Linked DNA regions of Homo sapiens: all the other regions are linked to region 3. The links are chromatin contacts, found by Hi-C or POLR2A ChIA-PET in ENCODE. All regions are on one chromosome and are shown on one strand. The core of a region is the stretch at or near the end of the contact, and the rest is flanking DNA. Distances in the headings are between cores, read along the strand shown. Region 1 overlaps FAM3C (FAM3 metabolism regulating signaling molecule C). Region 2 holds the start of KCND2 (potassium voltage-gated channel subfamily D member 2). Region 3 holds the start of TSPAN12 (tetraspanin 12). Region 4 has its middle 130 kb from the start of FAM3C.

Region 1 (3,474 bases), core at 608-3,107, 510 kb before region 3:
TTTTGGTGATTCGTTTTCCATTTTTTAAACTTACTTGACAATTTCTATAAATTATGTAGCTTTATATTTATTATATGGTATTATTTTAGAAAAATAAAACACATTTCTAGAAAGGAAGAATGAAAATTTTGCCTACAATTAGTAGTTGAAATTACCAATGTCGATTATGAATTTTTAAAAACAATTTTTTATAAAACTTTATTTTGAGATAATTGTATTGTTTTTTACAAATCCATTTGAATATACAGAGAGATGGTGCATACTGTTTACTCAGTTTCTCCCATTGGTAATATCTTGCAAAACTATAATACACTATCACAATCAGGACATCAACATGGATACAATTCACCAATCTTATTCAGCATTGTGGTGTAATGTAGTGTTGTTTTCAGTTTGAATACTTAGCTAGTAAGTGAACTGAACACAGTCCAAATTATTTTTGTCTATATTGCTGCAATAAGTACTTAATGTTCTTTTTTTTTTTCTTTTTTTTTTTTGAGACGGAGTCTTGCTCTGTCGCCCAGGCTGGAGAGCAGTGGCACAATCTCGGCTCACCACAAGCTCCACCTCGCGGGTTCACGCCATTCTCCCTGCCCACCACCACGCCCGGCTAATTTTTTTTTTTTGTATTTGTAGTAGAGATGGGGTTTCACCGTGTTAGCCAGGATGGTCTCGATCTCCTGACCTCATGATCCACCCGCCTCAGCCTCTCAAAGTGCTGGGATTACAGGCGTGAGCCACTGCACCCGGCCATAAATACTTAATGTTCTATTGAATTTATTTATTTTTACCTTTTCAGATTTAAACCATTGGTATATAGTATATACATAAATTACTTGAGACATTATTAACAACTAAAGTGCAAAATAGTTCTGATTCATTAGCCCGACTTACTGAAGGACATTCATTGATGAAATGCAATAACAAATGTTTATTATTGTTCCATGAAATGAAGTGTATATGCAGAAAGAAATTAAGCATTGAAGCTATCAGTGTAGTTTGAGGGGAAAATAGTTGTAGGAGAGGAGGGATTTTGGTGTTTGTATGTTGTACCTGTATTCTATACTTGGACAGCTGTTTATGAAAACTAATGTACCTGTTTGGCCACCAGGTGCTAATGTTTTCAGAATTGCAGACTTAGTACAGGGCTTTTGATTTTGATGTGTATTGGATAAAAATGAGCTTTCTTCTGGAAAGAAAAGTCTTTCACAGGAGTTTCTTCACCTTAAAGTATCTACTCCCCTTACTGTTACACAAATTAAATGGAGGTGATGTTATTTACTTAAAATCCTGATTTTAAGTAGTTAAAATCCTGACTTTAAGTACTTAAAATACTTAAAAAACTGATTTTCCCAAAATTATATCCCAGTAAAGTGTAGATAAGGTTTCTTTTCTGCTTTGTTCTGGGCATTAAGCTTTTTCAATGTTATTATATTACCTTTATGGCTTTAATGGTGCATAATATTCTACTGAGTGTTCTATTGAGTTAATGAGCTTTTATTTACTTGGTCATTTTCCTCTTTTTAAACATTTCAATACAATCTTTTAACTTTCAGCTTACTAGTTGGAGTATTGGACCTACAGGAAGTTCACAATTATCTAAAATAGTACAGAACTAAAAACTGTGTGACTATTTATAGCAAGACAGCTGGTTAACATTTATCACACTGCATACTTATTAGTCAAATCAGGAAATGGCTGTCCACAATACTCTGATGATCTGAGTTATAATCTCCTGGGCTGGGATCAGATGTTAGTGCTTTTAAAAAGCCCTACTATAATTATGATAGATGGTCAGGTTGAGAACTACTACATTCAAATTAAGATTTGACCTCATGGATTCCTTGAACTGATAAATTGTAAATCTTTTAGTAATGATCTTCCTCATCCCCCTCCCTGGCCCTCGCAATCTCCTAACCTCACCACTAAGATAGATTCATGTATATTCTCTGGGGCTTTCTTTGCGTATCTGTACAACACCATACAGCAGCAACAACTTTTAAACACCATCATATTCACCAAATTTATATTTATAAACATTGAAAGGTAAGTTTGTAGAGTAACTTCCTGATTGAAATTTAAATATATAGTAACTAAAATTCAAAACAAAATGGTAAGGGAAAAATAAAATGTTTTATCAGTAGTAAAATACTATCCTCCATAATTATTTAATAGTTTATAATGAATGTACAGTGTGAAGTTACTTTCTCACTTTTTCTTAAGTGATATTCATGTTTTATTGTATACTGAATCATTATTTGAACACTTATTTTTGTGGACCTAAATATATTTTAAAAGTGGATACTTGCCAATAGACTCATTCCTTCTAACAAAAGTAATTTTTTTTTTTCAGCAAGATCAGCATTGGACACAGCTGCACGTTGTAAGTATTTCATCTCAATATTTTATGTATGATTTATTCTGCCTTAGGCATATGAGAGCTTATATTCAAAGTGTCAGTAGTTCAGTATGAGGAAAAACTGCTTTAGAAATTGCTTTTTAAAGTTATGAGGATGCTATTTGATTGGACAGCCCAAATATTTTTGGCAATTATTCATGATGGATATTTTGTGTTTTTTAGCTCCGTTATTATAAGTACAGAAATTGGTGTGAGAAGGAGTTAAGAGTGTACATGGGCAAGGTAGTCAATGGAACATTAGGCCTTTTTTAATTATCCTGGAGGTGACGATTTTTTGTGCATATATGGACTAGAAGTGCAAAGTAACATTCAGAACCCCCCACATCCTAAAATTTAAAAATAAACTCATAGTTAGATAAAATATATTTGCCCTAATGCAGATCATATTACTTGACTCATTTGCATCCATTATTAGTTTGTTTCCTAGGAAGATCTGGTGTCTGTTGTGGGTTTCTTTGTTGCTGTTTTTTTTTAAAAAAATTTTTTGAGGTTCTTTGAAACCCTCAGGGGAACAAATTAGCTTGTATTTTAAGATACGTGTATCTTGATGTTTTTCTTAATGCTCTTTGTGGTTTGAGATTTGAAGTAAAGTGAGGTAAAGTCTGTTAACTTGTTTTCTAAAAAAAGACATCATGTTTTCTCCCCCAAAGCTACAAAGCCTCCCAGATATAAGTGTGGGATCTCAAAAGCTTGCCCTGAGAAGCATTTTGCTTTTAAAATGGCAAGTGGAGCAGCCAACGTGGTGGGACCCAAAATCTGCCTGGAAGATAATGTGTAAGTCTTTGTTGACTTGAGACGATAAGGTGTGCTATTAAATTGCAGCCAATTGAACCTGAGTTTAATGGATATTTTGAAAATGTGTTCGGTATACTTTATTAATGGAAAGTGATTTCCATTTTTGTTATGTAGTTTTTTTCTCATGAATTCAAGGGACCTTAAAGTTCTTAAATTTTATATTAGAGAGTGACTAAGAACGTAACACTTATTCGGCTTTATAGAGATAAGAGATTTCCTCTGAGTAAATTCTCTAGATCTGCACTGTCCCATTTGCTAGC
Region 2 (3,034 bases), core at 111-2,610, 580 kb after region 3:
AGTGAGAAACGTGGTCCAGAGGTGTAACTCTTATTCCAAGATAGGGCTCCTGGTAAAGTCACAGTTCTCAGAAGGGCAACTTTCCCTCCAAGACAGGTATTTGGAATAATGGCAACAAAATACAACGTCCTAACAATCACCCTCAACAGAACCCAGCCAAATCTCTTCCTGCAGGTGGGCTAGGCCACCCTCTGGCACAAATAAGCACACAGGTGCAGCCGTTTCTTCAAACAGGTGTTTTTGATTTCTCCCCGGCACAGTCTGGATAATATAGGGTCAGTATGTGGAGTGTAGGATAGAGAAGACGAACGAGAGTCACCCAATAGAATTCTTTCGACGAATTAGGGAACCCTTACACCTACCCTTCTCACTCTTTCAAACCTTCCTTTCCAAGTAGCCCTTCCCGCCAAAGGAGTCTCAAAAAGGCGACCTGTTGTTGTAGCTCAGGAGATGCGGTCACAGCCGCTGCCCCACGTCTCTCTTTGGGGGTCCAGCTGCTGCTGCCTCTACTCCTCGGGCTGTATTTGCAGAGATGGAGGTGATGTGCAGTGGTTACGGTGGGGGGCGTTAATAGAGATTCTCCTCCCCCACGTCTACAAACACCCTCTGTGTCTGCCAAAAGCGTTCGCCCAATCGCCCCTTCACTCTCTTTTCAAGTTCAGCTCAGGTGCAGTGTGACAGTTACAGAGCTCAGGAGCTGGCAGCCGCCGCCGCCGTGGCGGCAGCAGCATCTGCTTCCGCGCAGAACGCGCCGCTCCCGCGGTACATACCTGGCCAAGTGCGCGCCGGGGCTTAGTTGCATAGAGACTTTCTCCTCGCCGTGCACCCGGAAAGGGAAGAGGAGAGAAAGCAGCTCGCGAGCAGCCGAATCCGATGCGCCGAGAGAGCATAAATAAAGCTCAAGCGAGCTCTTCTTTCCCTTCCCCCATCCCTCCGTGCCTCCCTCCTCCTTTTCACCTTCCAAAAGCCAGGCGCAGGCGAGCAGAGCAGCAGCAACAAGTTCAAAAGGTGCGGGGGAGGCGAGAACGGAGGGGACTCGCTCCTGCCAACTTACTGCGGGGCCACTGTCGCGGGAGCCTGGCCAGCGCGGTGCGGGGCTGCGGGGCGGCGGGGCTGCGGGGCGGCCGGGCGGGCGGCGTTGGCGCGGTGGGGCCGGGGCCGGGGCCGGCACGGGCTCTCGTCCGAGCGCGGAGGCAGAAGGCGCTCGGCAGCGCGGGGGCGCGGGAGGGCTGCTAGCTGCTTCCCCGCCAGTGGGTGGTCCTGCATCTCCCCGGGCTCCCCGCGCTGCTCTGCTAGTGCGATCAATAAATAAGGAGAAAATAAATAAATAACCGCGCGCACGCCCCGCCACGCAGGTTAGGAAAGGCGTCTCCTGCCTTTCCCTCGGCTTGACCTTTCTCCGCCCCCGCCCCCTCGGGCTCCTCTCGCTCCACCCCAGCCACCCACCAACCCCGGCGCAAAATGTCACCGAGGGAGAGCATCCAGGTGGATCTGCTGGGGAGAAAAGCGAGCCTCGGATGAACAAAGGGAAGCTTCACGTGCTGGGCTGCGGTGGTTTGGTGGAGGAGAGGAGAAAGGGGACCCGTGCCTTGCTTCTGCCTCTCGAGTCCCGGTTCAAGGCGAGCGTGGGAAAATGGGGGGAAAGAGAGCGAGAGAAGCTGGGAAGGAGGGTGAGCGGAGCGGAATGCGCAGGAATTGGTTGTCTTCTGGGGGCGACTGGAAGGCAAGACCCGCAAAGCTCCGACGCGGAATTTTTAAGTGCATTTCCTCTTTCTGTTTTTATTTATTTTCAAAACCAGATTGTTAACGTTGCAGGGATTGATATGCCATCTGTCCAACTTGCCAAAAAATCAGAGACTCTCCTCGATCGAGGTCTTGACACAACTCCTTTTCCCGTCCTTTACGAATAACAGGGATGTGGAGCCCTTTTCTAAATGTCATCGTCAAGGGGCGTGCGTCTCTGAAAGTTTGCGTCCCCTTCATCCTCTCTGCGCATCACTGCGCATATTTAAAATAGTTAAAAGAGTTAAAGGTGTTCGTATGAGGGGTTACTGAGGTAGAGAGACACAGGAAAATTGTCGCTACCAACCTTTTTGTTTTTCGCGTACCCCGCCCCCGAGTCATTAGGAATCATCCTTAAAACCAAACGTAACACATACAAGCCACTAGATGGCGTGGATGGCGAGAAGTTAAATCTGCACCTAAGGTTTGGATGCTTTAGGAAGGTGAAGGATCAAAATTAACTGGTCCAACAGAGAGTCAGATCACATAAACATCCCCAAACCCCTTCGCTGCCACCCACCTTTTTTGTGTTTATGTGACATATACTACTTAGGCTTGAGTCTGCATTTGGATAGTTGTGGGATGAGATGTGGAGAGTTTCCTTTTGAAATTCCTTTGAAAATTAAATCTAGATTACTGAATCATCATCATCATAGTAATTAAGATCTTTGGCAATAATGAGGCTTCATCTGTATTGATGAAGAATAGTAGCCTAATTTCTACCTAAAAATTACTTTTCATGGCTTGGTTTGACTGCCCTTGGTTTGTAAAATAAGTGGACTGTGTGTTGTACTTTACGGAAATTGACTTTTAAGCCCTAGAGATTACAGGCATGATGTGTCAACCTTGAAAATTTGAAATGGGATACGTCAAAGAAAATATATAAACTAAAAAATGAGTATAGAAAATAACCAGAGAATTTAAAATATCCTTATCATGTACAGGATTTTCTGTAGAGATAAAAGGGTATTTTTTGTTTGTTTATTTGTTTACAGAATAGAGATTTAAGGAATCCTGTGTCAGTAGTAATGAAGTCAGAGCTAATGCACCATTTAAGTTTGAGGACAAGGAACTGAAGACACCTGCTCTTTATCTATTTGTTTAAGTGAAAGATGCTTGTTAACCAATCTATATAGCCTGCATACCTGAAAACAAACACACAAGCATGTTACCTGGAAAATGGAAATGAGGGGCTTACTACCAATTAATATAAGAAAACCAACCCCTCGTTAGTCCAAACAGTAAGGTGGCA
Region 3 (3,034 bases), core at 66-2,565:
ACCAACAGCATTTGGATGGCTGGTTGTTTCAGCAGTCCTTTGCTTAAAATAGGCATGCACCCTAATTTGAGAAGAAACTGGCAGAGGATAAAAGTGGGTTTCTTTGCTCTTCCCCAGTATTCTAGAAGCTGCTTCATTATCAGAGTTGGAGTCATCTGATGGATAACTGGACATGTTTCTTGGTGTTTTTTTTGTGTATGGCTATACTTCTTTATACTCTTTTGGGTTGCTGTCTTACATACTGCTTAGTGACTTGCTTACCAATAATTTTCCTAGCCTAACCCAGGACAACCATGTTGTCTTTTGGTCTTGACTTTTCCATATGAGACTGCATGTCTTATTGTCACTCCAGTCATGCAGCAACTAACTCTAGACAGGCAGTCATGGACATAGGATTCCATTTTTTTTTTTTTTTTTTTTTCTGCAAGGAAATCCAAGGACTCCAGTTATTAGGTCAAAGATGTTGCTCGTATTCCAGGTAATTCATATTTGCTGGTGAAGTTTTATTTGCCATGCAGTGCCCACAAAAGTAATCCTAGAAATGAGCAGTACTGTGAGGCATAGCACAACACATCCACATTTTATGTGGAGGATATGATCCAGTGGCATTTTATTTAGTGTGAAACTTCTGTCTTCTAAAAGGGAAGATTCTTTTGGAAGGATGGTCTCCTGCTGTGTAATACTTCATGAATTTCTAGTTTAAAAAAATTAGATTTTCCAAAGATCCACTACTATGTACACATTTCAAAATAAATCACCCAGTTAACTCAAAACAATCTTATCGTGAGAAATTTTGGAAAGCTTGAGTTACTTCTAAGAGTTAAAAATGTTCTTTCCTCCTCTTCTGCATGTCAGACTGCACATGATTACTCTGATGTTTCCGTAAATGCTATTAGTGCACTATGAAAGTGGGAAAGAACTTAAAAAAAAAAAAATCCGGGAGGGCAACAAAGCAATAAGAAGGATCATAGGGCACCATGTTAATAACAAATCACAGGAGGTGGCTCCATAAAGGTTGTGAAAACTAGTTTCTCATTGCAGGAATTGGGTTGGGCCACCCCTTCACCCCCCTTCTCAAACACAAATATTATCATATAATAAAAGCCTGCTTCTCTATGCTTATAACCCAGCCTCCATTCCTTCGACGCCACCATTTTAAAGGGATTTACTGCACGGACTTCTCCCAAGTTCCTAGGCATTATCTTCTGGACCCTATCCTGCAGAGGTGAAGCGTCCCTTTGGGGACTCTCGCTGGGTGAGAGGGACAAGAAACACCCACTAGGACCCAACCCCGGCAGCCAGCGGCTCGAGCATGCGCTGAGAGTTTGTGCAGCTGGCCCTGGCTGCCGCCGCTGCCTCGTCCGGACTCGGAGAGGACTTGGGAGGGACAGCGGCGCTGGGAGGTGGCTTAGCAGAGACTTTCCAGCAACTGCTGCCCAGGACTTTTTTTTTTTTTTTTCTTTTTCCCAGGAGGCGGCGACGGCGGCGGCGGGGGGAGAGGAAGAGAAAGAAGCGTCTCCAGCTGAAGCCAATGCAGCCCTCCGGCTCTCCGCGAAGAAGTTCCCTGCCCCGATGAGCCCCCGCCGTGCGTCCCCGACTATCCCCAGGCGGGCGTGGGGCACCGGGCCCAGCGCCGACGGTAAGTGGCCACGCGTCTGTCGCCTTTCCTGCCCGCTGTCCCGCCAGCCCGCCGGCGGCTGCCCTCCGCGCTGTGTGCTAAACTACTTAAGGGCTGGCTCTGGGGCTCCCTGCCGCCGGCGCTTCCCCTCGCGCCCTGCCGGGGGCGCGCGGACGCGATGGCTGGGTCGGTGGCCGCGCTCGCTTTGTGCTCCGCGGGCGGCTTTGAGCGAGGGGTCGCGGGAGCGTCCCGGGCGGGGGAAGCGGGGTTTGAATGACTAACCCGGCGTCTGCACAGCTGCATCGGCCCTAATTCCCCGGCGCCCCCCGCCCCCCGCCCACTGTCCCAGGCTAATCCATCATTCTGGGGCCGAAAACATCATTTCTCACGTTCTCCCAGAGAAACCCTAGTAGCCGGGCGGAATCTCAACTCCGCGCTGCCCCCTCGCCCCCGCCCCCGCCCCCGCCCCGCCGCCCCAGTCCCTTGCATTCACACCCGAGCTGCGGGACGGGGTAGAGGGGTGCGGAGTTGGAGTGCCCAGGAACTGTCCTAACTAGAAGGGCGCTCATTCTCTCGGGCTTGCCGGTGGCGCCTCTGACGTGTCCGGGGTAGGGGGCAGTGTGGTTTCTCACCTTCAGGACAGTGCCGAGCACAGCTGTCCTCGAGGAGGGGCGTGGAGTGAGGGAGGTTTTCAAGAGCGTCTCATCAGAATGCACAGGGCTCCGCCGCGTGTCCCCTGAGAACGCGAGTTTACTGTGCGACTTCATTCATCCGGATAGTTGCTCTTTTCTTTTCCCAGCAGGTGTTATCTGAAGCCGGTTTGGAACTTTTGGGAGTTTAGTTACCATTATGATTTTAACAAATGATTTTTGATGAGGCGATGTCTCGAATGCACTGGGCCTCGGGACCCTCTGGACCCTGCTGAGGGCGGGTGGAGGAGGGACGGGCAGGCTGTGGGAAGCGTGATGGTGAGATGTCCCGTGTTCTCTCTCCCCCGCCCCCTGCAGATCGCTGCCGTTTTGCCCTTGGGAGTAGGATGTGGTGAAAGGATGGGGCTTCTCCCTTACGGGGCTCACAATGGCCAGAGAAGATTCCGTGAAGTGTCTGCGCTGCCTGCTCTACGCCCTCAATCTGCTCTTTTGGGTAAGTAAGTTTCACTGCACCAACAGGTGGGAACGGCTGGCTCTGGTTTTCTGCAGCCACCGGATAATGCGCCAAAGGGCATGGCTAAGCATTAATTAATTACATGGGATAACACCCTTTATTTTTCAGAGAAGTAAAATTTGACCTTCTTAAAATGCCTTTGATCTAGCTCAAGTTCCATTTGTAATTAGAACAAAGAAATCCACCCCTGGATACTACTGGCAGTAAAATTAGACTTGAAGTTAATCTAGGGATATAAATAAATGCACGTGC
Region 4 (3,103 bases), core at 93-2,592, 670 kb before region 3:
AGTCAGACTTGAAGTCTCTTATGTGCAAAGCTGTGCTGAAAAGACATGTCGTAGGGACAGTTCTACAACCCCACCTTTCTTCCCTTGCCGCTACATGCCTGTCTTCCTGCTTAATCCTGCTGCCATGTAAAAACAGCTGCCTCTCACTTGTCCCCCACTTGACCTTATTTTATCTGATGCTTTAAAATCCCATTTCACGCAGTCAAAGCTAGCAAAGAAGATAAAGCAGGATTTAGAAGAAGATGGATAATAGAAGGGAAAGGAAGAAAAGCTTTCCTGTGATAAAAATCTGGAAATCTAACCACCAAATTGTAACGTAATTTATATGGGAAAATTCATTTTTGTTTTCTACACAACCAGAACATCAATAAAACACTTTGAAAGGTAACCTGTTTGTAAATTGAGGAACTTCTATGCTTATACTTCCACATGGAGGCATGAAGACTGAGTCACAACGGCAAAAAAAAAAAAAAAACTCCTCAAGATTGATACTTAGACCCATTTAGCAAGGAGGCCTTCTTTTTCTTGAAAATAAATATTATATTGAATTCCATTTACGTATAGTTAATGCTGGCCAGTTTGTGGAGATTGTGGAAAAGCAAAAAAAAAAAAAAAAATGTTAGCACAGGCTTCAAGGGACAATTCTAAAGACCTTCAAGACAGTGACTTCAAGTAGCTTTTTTCCCTCATCTATCACTGACACAAAAATATGTGAAACAGATGGTGGTTCTTGGCTATATATAGTTTTTGTTGAAACTTGTTAAAAACAGTTTGGATCATGATTAAGAAATCTTACCACCTCTTAGCTGAAACATACCCCAAGGTTTTTCTTAGAAGGTGTTAGAAAGGCAGCTGATGATTATAGTCAATGTTTCCTTCTTCTACAAATAAAAAAAAATCTAAAACCACCAATGGCCTTCTGGATACAAGCAAATAAATACACAAAATCAAAGACAACTGGGAGATGTTCATAACTAGTCTAGTTTTTTTATTGAATAAACAGCTGTACTTTGGGTTATTGACATACATATACATTATATGAACTCTTACTTTGACTTAACTTTTTTCTTGCATGAGTCATTGTAGTCATTAGACTGTTTACTGTTTCCTGTTTTGCCCTCCTGGGTGCTGAGTAGATTGACACGTCTTTGCTCCCTTGTGTTTGAATGGGGCTGTGTGATTCATTTGAGCCAGAGAGTTGTGAACAGTGTGTGGTGTGGCTCCCCTGGGCCTGTGCACTTAAGTACCAATGCCAGACCGCAAAAAATTTTTTGTTCCTTTGTCACATTAACCAGAAACAAGTAAGATAGTGGCCACTCTTGCAGCTGAGTTCCTTGACTGACCACAAGAAGCAAAGTTTCATTACCGAACTGTCGTGGACATGCATCAGGAGTGAGAAATAAAGCTGTATTGTTTTAAGCCCTGAAAGTTTTTAGTTTGTTTATTACTGTAGTGTAATCTAGCTTACCCTGACTGATACAGATCATGCTGAAGTCACTGGCAATAAAGCAACAGCCAATGACTTGCCAATGGAAAGGCAGAGAAAAGGAAGGTCTATTCCCAGAGAGAGCATTGCTTTTTCCACGTGAAACAGGACAAAAAAGCAAACAAACAACAAAACAAAAAACAAGTATTCCCAGGCATATATCTGCAATGCTACAGCTGTCCTTTAAGAATGACTCTCTTAATTATGCTCTCGTGATTGCCAAAACATAGAAGCCACTGGAACGAATTTGAGTAAAAAGGATTATGGGATCATTAGGATCTCATAAGTGAAGAAAATCTTAGGAGGTGGAGGAAAAAAACATTAAAAGAAAAACACGTAAGAAAATTAGAGAACCAGTTCAGGAAGTTGACTGGGATTTCTACAAGAAAGAAAAATGAAGGAGATAAATTAGGAATTAAATATAGTTTTCTAGAAATGAAGTTTTTAAAATTTCAGATTGAAAAAAATCCACTGAATTCTCTGCATAAAGATTGAAACCTAACAAGATACACCATGCTGAAATATCAGAATACTGGTGACCACGAGAGGATTCTAAAAAGTCTAGGAGAAACAGGGGTAGGAAGAAAGAAACTGAGAGAGAGGAAAAAGAAAGAAAGGAATGAAGGAAGGAGAAGAGAGAAAGGGAGAAGAAGAGAGGGAGGGAGGAAGGATGGAAGGAAAAAAGAAAGGAAGGAAGGAAGGAAGGAAGATTTCTGACAAAGCATCAATAATCATAATGCATTCTGTATTAGGATGGCATTAGGTGTTGTGTAAAATAGAATCAAACTATAAAATAGCTCAAACATATTAGTTTATTTCTTGTTCAGGTAAAAATCCAAAGTTTCTAGTTAATGGGCAGTTTTTATTTAGTACATCAGGGACTAAGGAACTTTCTTATATTGGGGGTTTCTGTTCTCTAGAATGTCATTATCACCACATTCAGCTGGAAAAATGGTGGGGGGAAGTATGTAGGAAACGTATTATTTTCTTAAAGCCTTTGATCAAGAAGAAAACACGTCACTTTTACTAAAACTGCATTAATACCAGAGCAATCATAACTATAAGCAAGGCTGAAAAAATGCAGCATTGTTGTGCAACATGGAATAAGAGGGACAGGATTTTTAGTGACTAGCCAGCAGTGTAGAGGGAGTAAGAAGGCCCAGTGAGTTCACTAGCAGTAAAGAGGGCTGGTTTCCTTTAGGATCTAAGAAAATAAAATGATGCTTCTGTGCAGGTGTGCAACTGTGCAATAAAAAGAGCATCAAATAGTAAAAGTTTGCGATGCTTGCTTGGAACTGAATCATTTTGATATGACTAATTAGGAAATATGGCTTCATGTGTATTATTATACTGGCACCTGCTGGGTGATATAAATTTGGTGGGTCTCTTTAGGGATATGTTGGCAATACTCCCTTTCTTGGAAAATGCTTAAGGAAGCTTCAGCTGGAAAGGAGACTCTCATGGGGATCCTGAGACACATGAGATTCTGGTTACCATCTTTGCATCTTTTTCTATCAAACAAACCACACTCTACAGCAATATCTGGAGTAGTGCTTCTGTCCTGTGACAAGAGTGGAGAATTATCTTCACATTTTCACCTGGAATGTATTTCTACCC

What was found. A loop is a pair of places that touch in the nucleus more often than their neighbours do. ChIA-PET counts read pairs that join two places held with the same protein, here RNA polymerase II (POLR2A). Pooled maps may share reads with other maps.
Region 1: a map with no recorded cell type shows a loop between it and region 3 (3-fold over the local background). The contact joins the enhancer-like site here to the promoter of TSPAN12 in region 3. A Hi-C loop is called at or near these places in 1 of 168 maps with a recorded cell type or tissue (GM12878), 16 of 37 single-sample maps with no recorded cell type and 4 of 50 pooled maps. POLR2A ChIA-PET finds 5 or more read pairs at or near these places in 2 of 52 experiments (GM12878 and Panc1).
Region 2: a pooled map shows a loop between it and region 3 (2.8-fold over the local background). The contact joins the promoter of KCND2 here to the promoter of TSPAN12 in region 3. A Hi-C loop is called at or near these places in 5 of 37 single-sample maps with no recorded cell type and 2 of 50 pooled maps.
Region 4: a map of GM12878 shows a loop between it and region 3 (2.4-fold over the local background). The contact joins the enhancer-like site here to the promoter of TSPAN12 in region 3. A Hi-C loop is called at or near these places in 1 of 168 maps with a recorded cell type or tissue (GM12878), 5 of 37 single-sample maps with no recorded cell type and 5 of 50 pooled maps.

Annotation. Positions count from the first base shown.
Region 1 is chr7:121,371,019-121,374,492 of GRCh38, reverse strand. It overlaps FAM3C (FAM3 metabolism regulating signaling molecule C), which reads left to right. Exons shown (of 10, transcript NM_014888.3): 4 at 2,354-2,383; 5 at 3,070-3,193. Among named protein-coding and RNA genes, the nearest start is that of FAM3C, 24 kb to the left of the region's middle. RefSeq lists an enhancer at 1,516-1,565. Within about 2 kb of position 1,857, at least 5 of the 41 ENCODE cell types and tissues checked have a DNase peak (open chromatin) inside an H3K27ac peak, as active enhancers do; they include GM12878, where a contact is called at or near this core.
Region 2 is chr7:120,271,501-120,274,534 of GRCh38, reverse strand. KCND2 (potassium voltage-gated channel subfamily D member 2) reads right to left here and starts at 1,360. Exons shown (of 6, transcript NM_012281.3): 1 at 1-1,360. RefSeq lists an enhancer at 595-664 and silencers at 1,105-1,254, 2,174-2,273.
Region 3 is chr7:120,856,425-120,859,458 of GRCh38, reverse strand. It overlaps TSPAN12 (tetraspanin 12), which reads left to right and starts at 1,315. Exons shown (of 8, transcript NM_012338.4): 1 at 1,315-1,639; 2 at 2,626-2,761. The coding sequence starts at 2,696. It overlaps LOC124901733 (a long non-coding RNA gene), which reads right to left and starts at 2,624. Exons shown (of 2, transcript XR_007060491.1): 1 at 2,251-2,624. RefSeq lists silencers at 1,661-1,960, 2,153-2,372.
Region 4 is chr7:121,528,675-121,531,777 of GRCh38, reverse strand. No RefSeq gene overlaps it. Among named protein-coding and RNA genes, the nearest start is that of FAM3C, 130 kb to the right of the region's middle. Within about 2 kb of position 1,342, at least 10 of the 41 ENCODE cell types and tissues checked have a DNase peak (open chromatin) inside an H3K27ac peak, as active enhancers do; they include GM12878, where a contact is called at or near this core.